2 separate regions of the Homo sapiens genome follow, and region 2 is linked to region 1. The links are chromatin loops, found by intact Hi-C in ENCODE. Cell type or tissue: endothelial cell of umbilical vein. All regions are shown on one strand. Each heading gives the region's core, and the rest is flanking DNA. Links, peaks and the distances in the headings are about the cores only.

What was found. Hi-C counts contacts between places; a loop is a spot of excess contacts. Peaks named below come from ENCODE experiments on the same cell type or tissue, not always from the same donor. Only the 100,000 strongest peaks of a DNase experiment are listed, where the experiment ranks them.
Region 2: a loop joins it to region 1, with 4 times the contacts of the local background. A loop is called at or near these places in 2 of 110 quality-filtered maps.

The regions. Positions count from the first base shown.
Region 1 is chr12:70,690,431-70,695,811 of GRCh38, reverse strand. All of the region lies in intron 8 of PTPRR (protein tyrosine phosphatase receptor type R), which reads left to right. Among named protein-coding and RNA genes, the nearest start is that of PTPRB, 56 kb to the right of the region's middle. In endothelial cell of umbilical vein, for the core only: a CTCF peak has its summit at 2,918 (motif pointing left); DNase peaks (open chromatin) are centred at 261, 2,921 and 4,301; H3K27ac peaks cover 1,522 bases.
Region 2 is chr12:70,607,236-70,612,616 of GRCh38, reverse strand. It overlaps PTPRB (protein tyrosine phosphatase receptor type B), which reads left to right. Exons shown (of 34, transcript NM_001109754.4): 4 at 3,278-3,548. Among named protein-coding and RNA genes, the nearest start is that of PTPRB, 28 kb to the left of the region's middle. In endothelial cell of umbilical vein, for the core only: no CTCF peak of the experiment used is centred there; DNase peaks (open chromatin) are centred at 2,026, 2,476 and 3,266; H3K4me3 peaks cover 3,013 bases; H3K27ac peaks cover 2,585 bases.

The sequences.
Region 1 (5,381 bases), core at 240-5,239:
TATACTTGGCCAAAGGGGATGAAAGTGCTGCGTGTTAGAATTTGTGTTTTCTCTCTCCCTCTCTCTCTCTCTGTTAAATTTTTATCTAAAATATACCAAACATAAGTAATAAGGGAATATACCTCCATCACAATTATATATACCCAAACCATCATCTAATTTTAGAAGGATTTGGAAATTATTAGCATTAGTTCAAAGTTCAGCCTTCTCCATTTCCTGCCCAGATGATATCAGACAACTGCTTCATAGTCCTGTGTCAGTTTTTCCGTTCACAGAACTGGGTGGACCGCTGGATTCAGGGCACCTGTGCTGACAGCTGATGTTGCAAATGATGGATTTTCTGTTGAAAATGTCTGCAGGCTGAATGCCCCACCCACCACCCTCTGTTGCACAAAATATAATTTAGGAAATATAGCTTAGAAAAGCCACACTATTGGGTGAAAGCATCCAAAAAGCCTGGAATGAATACACAAAGATGTTCTTTATGGTTTTAGACTGTAATATGAGATAAACTTGAAATATTACATAAAATGATGATTATTAAATGATCAAGAATTTAAACATTATGATTGTTTTTAGTTTTAACCTACACTAAACTCTTCTTAGTTCTAAAAGCTTGACAGCTTGTACATAATAGCAACATTATACAATTCTGAGAATGCCTTGCAACAGATATATGGATAGGCAAGAATCAATTATGAATAAATCAATTTATAATTATAAATTAAATTATAGTCATTTCTCTAATGACAGTGTTATCTTGGCTGAGATTAAAATGCTAAAGTCAAGTTTATATCAAATTATTTTGCAGTGTAAACAAATATTAGTGATAAAAATATGTCTACATCCTAAATCACAAAAGTAGTAGGAAAAAACAATCATACATCAATAGAAAATTATTAGCAGACAATAAAATATAATACTGTAATAATAATCATACATCAATAGAAAATTATTAGCACACAATAAAATACTGTAATAATAAGTTTAAATTTTTTATTTTTACTTTAGATTCAGGGGGTACCTGTGCAGGTTTGTTACAAGGGTATATTGTGTGATGCTGCCGTTTGGGCTTCTTCTGACGGCATGACACCCAGAGAGTGAACATAGTACCCAATAGGAAGATTTTCAGCCCTTCTCCCTTTCCCTCCCTCCCTTTTTTTGGAGTCCCAGTTACTATTGTTTTCATCTTTATGTCTATGTGTATCCAGAATTTAGCTCTCACTTATAAGTGAGAACATGCAATATTTGGTTTTCTGTTCCTGTGTTAATTTGCTTAGAATAATGGCCTCCAGCTGCATCCATGTTGCTGCAAAGGACATGATTTTGTTCTTTTTTATGACTTCATGGTGTTCCATGGTGTATGTGTACCACATTTTCTTTATCCAATCCACTGTTGATGGGCATCTAGGTTGTTTCCATGTCTTTGTTATTGTGAATAGTGCTGCACTATAATAATAAATTGTATGCATATTTCTTTTATGCAGTGTGTTGATACAAATATAAGATAATATAGATACACTTAAAGAATGCCATTTACTCAGGTCATCATTTTATATTTAAAATTTTAACATCTAATAATGTTTCCTACTTAAATTATGTTTCCTTTTTTATTATATAAAGTACCTAGCACAGAGTAGATATGCAAATAAGTGAACCACTCATTAAAGCAACAAGTTATGTAGCTAAAGCAAGATACTGGAATTAGATTTGATTTCCTACCCCAACAAAAACATTTATAATTTTTGGCAGGATATTTAATCTCCCTATGCCATCCTTTATTCCCAAAAGTAGTGATAACAATACTCTCCTACAAGGCTACCGAGAAAATTAAATGATAGTATGTGTAAAATGTCTGTCAAAGTTCCAACTAATAGTAAGCCCTCAGCTAATGTTAGTTTCTCTTTCCCTCCCTATCTAACTGAAGATGAATCCATTTCTAACCTCAGAACCAATTCCAGGAAATAGGGGTACCATCTATGTATAGAGAAGTTTACAGTTTTAAAAGCAAAGTACTCAAGAGCCCCATTTTCATTCATTTATAACAGTAGTGATGAAAACGATGATGATTATACATTTTTTGTTTAATTCTTGGCTTTTTTTTTTAGTACAAGCTATATATTACAAGAGTTTTTCTTGGAAACCTACATTTCCCCATACTCAGTTATATGTTGTATTCTTGCATTTGTAAAAGGAAGTAGTTGGAGCCACACACAGTGGCTCATGTCCTGGAGTTTGAGACCAGCCTGGGCAATATAATAAGACCCCATTTCCACACACACAAAAAAAGTTTAATTACTAGCCTGGGCAACATGGCAAAACCTCATCTCTACCAAAAAATACAAAATGTAGCCAGGCATGGTGGTGCACATGTGTGGTCCCAGCTACTTGGGAGGCTGAGGCAGGAGGATCACTTGAGCCCGGGAGGTTGAGGTCGCAGTGAGCTGTGATCACATCTGGGAGTAGCCACTGCAATTCAGCCTGGGCAACAAAGTGAGACTCCCCTCTCTGAATTTTTAATAAAAAGGATTTGGAAACTTCTAAATACTTGGAAAATACTGTAAGTTACTAATTACCAACATAATTTAGCTTTACAGGGAAACTGTTTCTAAGCAGTTTTTAGCTTTACCAGTAAATCATATACATCATAGGCATTATAAAAACTGAAGGAAGCAGGCCTCTTTTCAAGCCTGAATGGTGTAGGATGTTTATGGAAACTTCTAACAATCAGTGGATACTGAAAGGCATGAAAGATTTCTTGTCCTCTTTGCTAAGAAAAGAAAAAAATATCTAGAAAGTCAAAAACAGGGCTTTAACTCTTTCTCATAGAAATTAATTCTGACATTAAACCCTCTGTGAGCCACATCCCAAATAGAAATCACAAAGGATACAAAAGTGAATTAAATACAGCCTTTGCCCTCTAGGGGCTCACCACACTCCATTGAGGGCAGGCAGAAATTTAAGCACTTAAAATACAAGATGATAAATACTAAAATAAAACTCAGGGGACCCAAGCAAAGAAGAGAATGCCTAATTCTGCCTGGGAAGGTCAGGGAGAACTTCAGAAAGACAGTATTTTCTGAATTGAGCCCTGAGTAATGAGGAAGACTTTACCATGCAGAGAAGGCAAAGGAAACAATATGTGCAAAAGCATAAAATCTGCAAAAACATAGAACATTTGGGAGATTGCCCTAGGTCCATGGGGCTAGATTATATGATACACGTGGGAAAGCAGCTGTTGGTGAGGCCTTGGGATGATCATTAAGGATCTGCTCTATCTTGCTAAGTACCCCTCTTGGCATTCATCTTCTAGGCCTGCACTGTCAAGTAGAGCAACCAGAACCCACTTATGGCTAGGTCAGTTTACACTTAAATGAATTAAAATTAAATAAAATTAAAACTTTAGTTTCTCAGTTTTTACTAGCCACATTTCAAGTGCTTGAAAGCTAGAGGCTACATTTTTTGGACAGCACAGATAGATAATATTTTCATCACCTCAGAAAATTCTATTGATCAGGGCTGCTCTAAACTGAATTATCAATAAGTATATAAATATAATAGTTAAGTATGTAAATACAGTAGGTATAATAAAATTGAGTCCAACGGACAAATAGGATTATATACAATACCTTCTTGGAAATTCACAGGGTCCATTAACATACTGAAGACCCTGAGAAGTCCTGCAGTAAAAAGAATATGGTTCAGATTTGTTTAACCCAATGTTTCCCATATTTATTTGGGTACTAACCTCTTTTTGTAAAAGATGACTTAATTTATAAGTCATATAGTATAATTCTATATGTTATAGAGGTAATGATTTACAGGTAATAAATATTTTGGGAAATACTGCTATGGGCAATTGGGAAGTATGGATGACATTTAGACAATGGAATCATGTGATCAGATTTTGTTTTACAGAGCACCTTGACAGCTATGAGGAGGATGGATTGGAAAAAAGCAAGATTGAAGGCAGGGAGACCAGGAGATACTTGAGTCCTAGTCCAAGAAGACAGCCATGCAAACAGAGAGGCAAGACAGACCCCAGCGTATTTTAGGAGACAGAACAGGCAGAATATGCTAACATTCAAATGCACAGAAACTCTACACGGACTGTAGAGCTGTGGCAGCACACCTAACCTAAACAATAGCAGAAAGCTGTCAGGAACACATGAAGGGCATGAGGAGTTTCACAAACCTGTGGTCCATTCAGAAGGAAATAATAAATAGAAAAAGCTGGACTATAAATGAGGAGACCGGGCTGGTCTGAAGTATGTATTTGAGAGCCCTCAGGATGTGCGTAATAAAGTCACAGGAATGAATGAGTCACTCAACAAGGCAGTATCAAGTGAGGATAAAAGAGGGTCAAGTTGAATCCTAGAATTAGCAACATGAAAAGGGGCAGATTAAATGAGCAGGAGATTGGAAAGAGGCCACCGAAAAGGGAGCAGGAAAACCAGAACGTTGTGTCCCAGAATCTAAGGGAAGAGAAAACTCGAAAAAAGGATATACAGTCAACAGTTTTTGAATGCTTCAGAGAGGACATGAACAAAAATACCACAATGGGATCACTGGGCTTAACAACAAGAGGGTCAGTGGTGACCTTAGCAAGGGCAGTCTCTGCACAGTGCTAGGGTTAGGATAGATCACAGTGTACATGAGGAGGATTGAGTTGCAGATGAGCATGGAGGAAGTGTGTGTATAATAAACTCTTTCAGAAGTTTGCCTGTCTAAAAAAGAAAAGCAATAGAATAATTGCTAGAGAAGGATATATAGAACTGACCTTTTTTTAAAAAATAGAAGAGATCTTTAAATCAGTGCAGTAGACATTCACTGAAGGTCTGCTATGCAAGACATTAGATCTTATAAAGATGGTGAAAAATCCCCATCCCTGCCTTCAAAAAGCTCAGAGTGTACCAGGTCAAAGAAATCATAAAGAGACGAATTAGTAATATTAATGTATGCAAATGATGGTAAAAATAATTTCCACATTTTCCGTAACACTTTAGTCCACAAAGAGTCTTTCAACTCTTGATGGAAAGTGATTTTAGAATTTAAGACAATGTTGCTAGCACTAAACGAATCTAACCAATATCAGATACTTGTGCTGTCAGTGAACAAACCGCTACATATGCTAACTAAAGACAGCTTCTTCCAAATAGTGAAAAAGACTTCTGTCCAGGCCATGTGTTTGTTGTAGGTCAGAAGAAAGGAAATCAGTGCAATAAGCAATTTAGGGCTATCCAGACTGAACTAATCACTGCGTGCATTCTAATGGCAATGTTATGGGGCCTGAGGGCTTAGTTTTAGACTAAAATGATGATTACCTTTTGTTATGTTGCTAAAACGTTATTTTTTATAGATCGTGATAATTATTGGACATG
Region 2 (5,381 bases), core at 216-5,215, 83 kb after region 1:
CATGTAGTCTGGGAAAGGTTTCCTGGTGGCAAGGAAGAAAGCTTGTCCCCTGAAATGGTACAGAGTGGCTGATTCCAAATTTCTGGAATGCAACTTCTAATTCAAATAGTGTCCTTATGTAGGACAAGCAGGCTCAAGAGAAGTTGAGGAATTCCAAACAAAGATGAGAACAAAAACCAAAATGAACCAATTTATTTATACTTTGTCCAGTAGTTTCAAATAAACTCCTCATAGAAAAGATGATATCTGGAAGCTTTTTTCAGTCCTATACTTCCTTGAATATATTACAGTTTTCTTGGATTTCTCATGTTAAGTTTTGTACTTTTAAAAGGAAAAATGTTATCGGTAAAAGCCTGAGTTTAAACTCTTCCTCTTGTTTCATAGTATGCTCATGTTTATGGGTCATTTAGGACTCACTAATCATTTGGGAGCTCTGCTGTCAGCCTTAAGGTTCTGCTAGCACATTAAAGTTTGCAAAGGTAGTTTAATGTAGTTGTGATATTATTTATTCATAATAGCTGTGTGGTGTATTTAGAGTAGGTATTATTCCAATGTTACAGTTGAGGAAAGTACATTGTTATCTAAATACAGCAAGAGAAGAAAAACATAATGTTGCAAAGGAATAAAACTGGGAAAAGGCTCCTATAAAGGCTGAGGGCAGCCAGAGCCTGTAAGAAGGCTTGCAGTATCTGTGGAGAGCAGGAGGGGACCCCTGCCACTGATGAGGCTGACAGGTATGCCAGGCTGTGAAGAGCCACTGAACTTGGGCACAAAATACAGAGTAAAAGTTCTTTACTCTTCAGGTGACCTAGGCAGAGAAATAGGGAGTTTTTTTGTTCCCAGAAATACACAGATGTTCTAGGTTTGACCTTCTTTGAGTGTTTGTTAACTTGAAAGGATTTGAAATCTCTGGTCTGGCTGTAGATTAAAAGTCTGTAGAATCTCTCGAGGGGAAGAAACTTCGTTTTTTCATTAAGAGGTATTTTTAAAAGCATGTTTTCTAAAAGAATTGAAGCAGGCCAGGCACGGTGGCACACGCCTGTAATCCCAGCACTTTGGGAGGCCAAGGCGGGTCGATCACTTGAGGTCAGGAGTTCAAGGCCAGCCTGGTCAACGTGGTGAAACCCTGTCTCTATTAAAAATACACACACACAAAAAAAATTAGCTGGGTGTAGTGGCACACGCCTGTAATCCCAGCTACACGGAAGGCTGAGGCTTAAGAATTGCTTGAACCCGGGAGGCAGAGGTTGCAGTGAGCTGAAATCGCACCACTGTACTCCAACCTGGGTGACAGAGTGAGACTCTGACTCAAAAATAAATAAATAAATAAATAGAATTGAAACAATTTTCACTTTTTTCTTTTTTCTTGTTTTAACTTTCCTCAAAGTAGACACAGTAGATATAGTAGACAATAACATAGCTTTATGTATAGCCTATTTGAAAAAGAAAGGAATATGCCATCCTTCCCGCTGATTTGAAAATTAGAATGTGGAATTTCATTTCTTTTGGCAGTTGTTAGGGATGGTGCTCCAAAAAAGCAATAAAAAATTATAAAACTTGTTGCAATATTTTGCTTTTCTCACTTGTGTACAATTAAATATTTTTGCTCTTTAGTTATTGGGAGCTTTTCTAAAATCAGTTTTCAGATAAATAACCGTTTGGGTACTGAAGCAGTTGCTAAAGGGCATACAGTTAGGGCTGAACGCTGAATAAATGCCATTTTTTTTTTAACTTGTGGAGAGCTGACTATCAACAGTAGTTTCCACAAATGAGAGTTTACATGGCTGTCTTCTTTTGGCTGGACAATTAGGGATGAAATGGCTTTAACTACTGGATGATAAAACTGTTAGCTGTGGGTTGAACACTTGGTAGTGATTATATTTGTCGTTAGCGCTATTTACATAAGATTTAGGGAGGATACAAACCTATACAAGAGAAAAGGGAAAGTGATTGGGAGAAAAGAATGGTCAAGCTGACAATCCTTTTGGGGTCTTTTTCTCTTGCTAGTGTCAGGGGATGCCACCGGGACAAATGAATGCTTTGAAGTGAGAAGGGCAAAAGCTCTCTAATAAAAGACTTCAGGAAAGAGTGCAGGCGACCTGGGGAAATATGCTGCGGTCAAGTTTAATCCTGGGAAAAAGTGGTCCTGGAGAAAGCAGATGAGGAAGATAGGAAGGAAGATAGGGAGGGGGAGACGCTGGGTGTGGAGGGAGGAAAGGGGCGGGGGTGGGGGCCTGGAAAGTGACAGGGAGCAAGCACTAATTGTGGCTAAGGCGACTGGGTCGAGAACCACAGACTGGGGAAAAGGGAGAGTACGGGAGGAGGAGGAGGCAGAGCCCCGCGGAGCCGGACCGGACCCCTGGCCGGGAAGGTATCGGCGCGGGGCAGCGGGGGCAGCTTGGCCCACATCGGGCCCCTTGGCAGGCTCAGGCGTTGGCTCCTCGGGGCTCCCTCCCTCGCCGGCGCATTGTTCCTTTGCCGGGAGACGAGGAAATTGCCTTTTGATTGCGGAAGTCAGCGGACGGGGCTGGGGCGAGGCAGCGCGGGTCAGAATGGCAGCGTGGGAAGGGCGGCGCGCTGCCTGTCCCCGCCGCCTCTCGCGTCCGCAGCCCGCCCGGGGCGGCAGGAGCAGCAGCAGCAGCGGTGGCCGCAGTGGCCCCTGCGCGTCGCCAGCCCCGAGGGAAGCGCGCTGCGCCCACGGGGCGCGCTGAGCGCGCGCAACAGGTGACCCCCTGCCCCGGCCCTCGGGCCGTCCCACGTCCAGCCCCCTCGGTCTCCTCTGGATCTTAACTACTGAGCGCAATGCTGAGCCATGGAGCCGGGTTGGCCTTGTGGATCACACTGAGCCTGCTGCAGGTGAGTGGCCCGAGAAGGGGTCAGAGCTGATGCGCCCCCTCCCCGCCGAAAACCAAATTCCCACTCCACTTTCTCGTCTATCGGGTTGTGCTTTGAAGAGGGAGGTGGCAAAATTTCTTCTTCTGCCTTGGGAAGAATGATCCTCTGGTGAGCCCCCCAACCCAGAATGACAGCTTATCCAGCTGTCAAAGCAAAAAGCCACCTTCTCTCTCCAGCTGCTCTCAAGGGACAGCAGCTAGGGAGAAAGTTGCCATCCACCTCCCCTGCAAGCCTCTTCTCTGGCCAGAGGGCAAAAGGACTGGCTGAGGCAAGGGACAAAGGATAAGTAGAGGAGAAAGTGTGGCTTGAGGAGCTTGCTGTGGACATGTCCCTGAGCAGTCCAGACTGTGGACTTAAACTGTTGTGTCTGATTCCTTTGCAGACTGGACTGGCGGAGCCAGAGAGATGTAACTTCACCCTGGCGGAGTCCAAGGCCTCCAGCCATTCTGTGTCTATCCAGTGGAGAATTTTGGGCTCACCCTGTAACTTTAGCCTCATCTATAGCAGTGACACCCTGGGGGCCGCGTTGTGCCCTACCTTTCGGATAGACAACACCACATACGGATGTAACCTTCAAGATTTACAAGCAGGAACCATCTATAACTTCAGGATTATTTCTCTGGATGAAGAGAGAACAGTGGTCTTGCAAACAGGTAAAGGATGACAGGTGCAATTGGATGGCCAAGCCACACGGGGTTGGGCCCTGCCTTTTCAAGCTGGTGTTTCATTTGAGTTCCAGGGATACAAAAAATGAAGGTAAAAATACCTGTGAAGATAAATATTGACAGAAATGTCTGGTTTCCTCGGATCTAGCCAGAAGCAGCTTGGTGGACTTTCAGAGACTCCCTTAGTGCTGAAAACAGCCAACTAGCTACTGAAAGGGTCGGGGTGGGGTGCAGGGCGGTCAGCAAAGAGAAACTTTGGGCTGCGGTGGGAATTTTTTAAAGTGATGTGGTTTACGCTTCCATTGCATTAAATTGTCAAACCCTGGAATAATTTTAAGTAAACGTTTTTAGAATAAATAATAGAAGTACAATATTAGGGGTATGCCTTTCCTCAACTTAGTTTTATTTTTAGAACTGTACATAAAATCTGCAGGAATAGAATGGAGCCATTCATCAGGGAAAATTAGAAAAGTCTCTTGAAATGAGGACATGAAAATTGTTTTGTATCTCTTGAGTAATAACCCAAACAGCATAGTATCAGAGAACGTCCTTTGATTACTTTACAGCAATTATTTTCCTTACACTTTTGCTGAATCCCTCCATGTGGATATGTTCAGAGTTTGCCTTTCTTGCCTCAGTTTTCTTATCTGTAAAATGGGAGTGTTAGACTTAGGTCATTCAAGTCCAAGTTCTTACCAAGTGCTCAACACTTAGGTATGGGCTGTCATGTACATTACCTCATTTAATCCTCAGAGCTACCCTCAGACATGCTCTAAATTCTTTAACAATTTTCAGGTTTTCTGACTTCATTAGTCTTCATTATCTCTATTTGTTGCAACAGTGTATCCTTACCTTCATCCAGAGATTCAAATTTATGTTAAAATTTTAAAAGTCAAATTTAGAAATGTGTTGCCCTTAGTATTCTTTCACATTTCAACCTGAAACAGGATCATTTCTTTTGCTACAGTTCTTCAAAGAGGTGTGAGAACTTTCAGCTCTAAAGGCAGGTGCAGCAGTTTCAGAGAATTTAACTGGGCTCATGTAGTAAGTCAACTAGATATTATCTTTTTTTTTCAAAGAAAAAAATCAAAATGCCCAATTACATCACTTAACTTACTTCAGATGAAACTTTTAGATGATATCTGAGATTTGCAGCATCTTAAGTTGAAAAGAGAAATCGCTTGTTAAGAATCTGGTGGTTTCTCTGACTGGGCGCAGTGGCTCACACCTGTAATCGCAGCACTTTGGGAGGCTGAGGCAGGTGGATCATGAGGTCAGGAGTTCAAGACCACCTTGGTCAACATGGCAAAACCTCGTCTCTACTAAAAATAAAACAAATAAATAAATAAAAAATTCGCCTGGTGTGGTGGCGGGCGCCTGTAATCCCAGCTACTTGGGAGGCTGAGGCAGAGAATTGCTTGAGCCCAGGAGGCAGAGAAGCCAGATTGTGCCACTGCACTCCAGCCTGGGCAACAGAGGAGACTCTGTCTCAAAAAAAAAAAAAAAAAGAAAAGGAAAATGAATCTGGTGGTTTCTAATATGGAATCAGAGAGCCTGAAATAGACCACATAATTAGAACATTTTACAAAAGTTGAAAGGCTGGGTTTTTAGTCCAAATGTTGTTGGTTTCTTAATATTACAGGATAGTTCTTATAAATACTCATATTGCTAATACTGTGAAATACATAACATAGAACTTACAGATGTGTTAATTGTGTTTAGAAAGGCATCTGGCCAACTAGTGTATGTGTTCAGTGGAGCAGAGCAATTTGTAAAAGCAGGCTGAGCTTTCAGAAGTTTGTTGGAGAAAAGATTAAGACC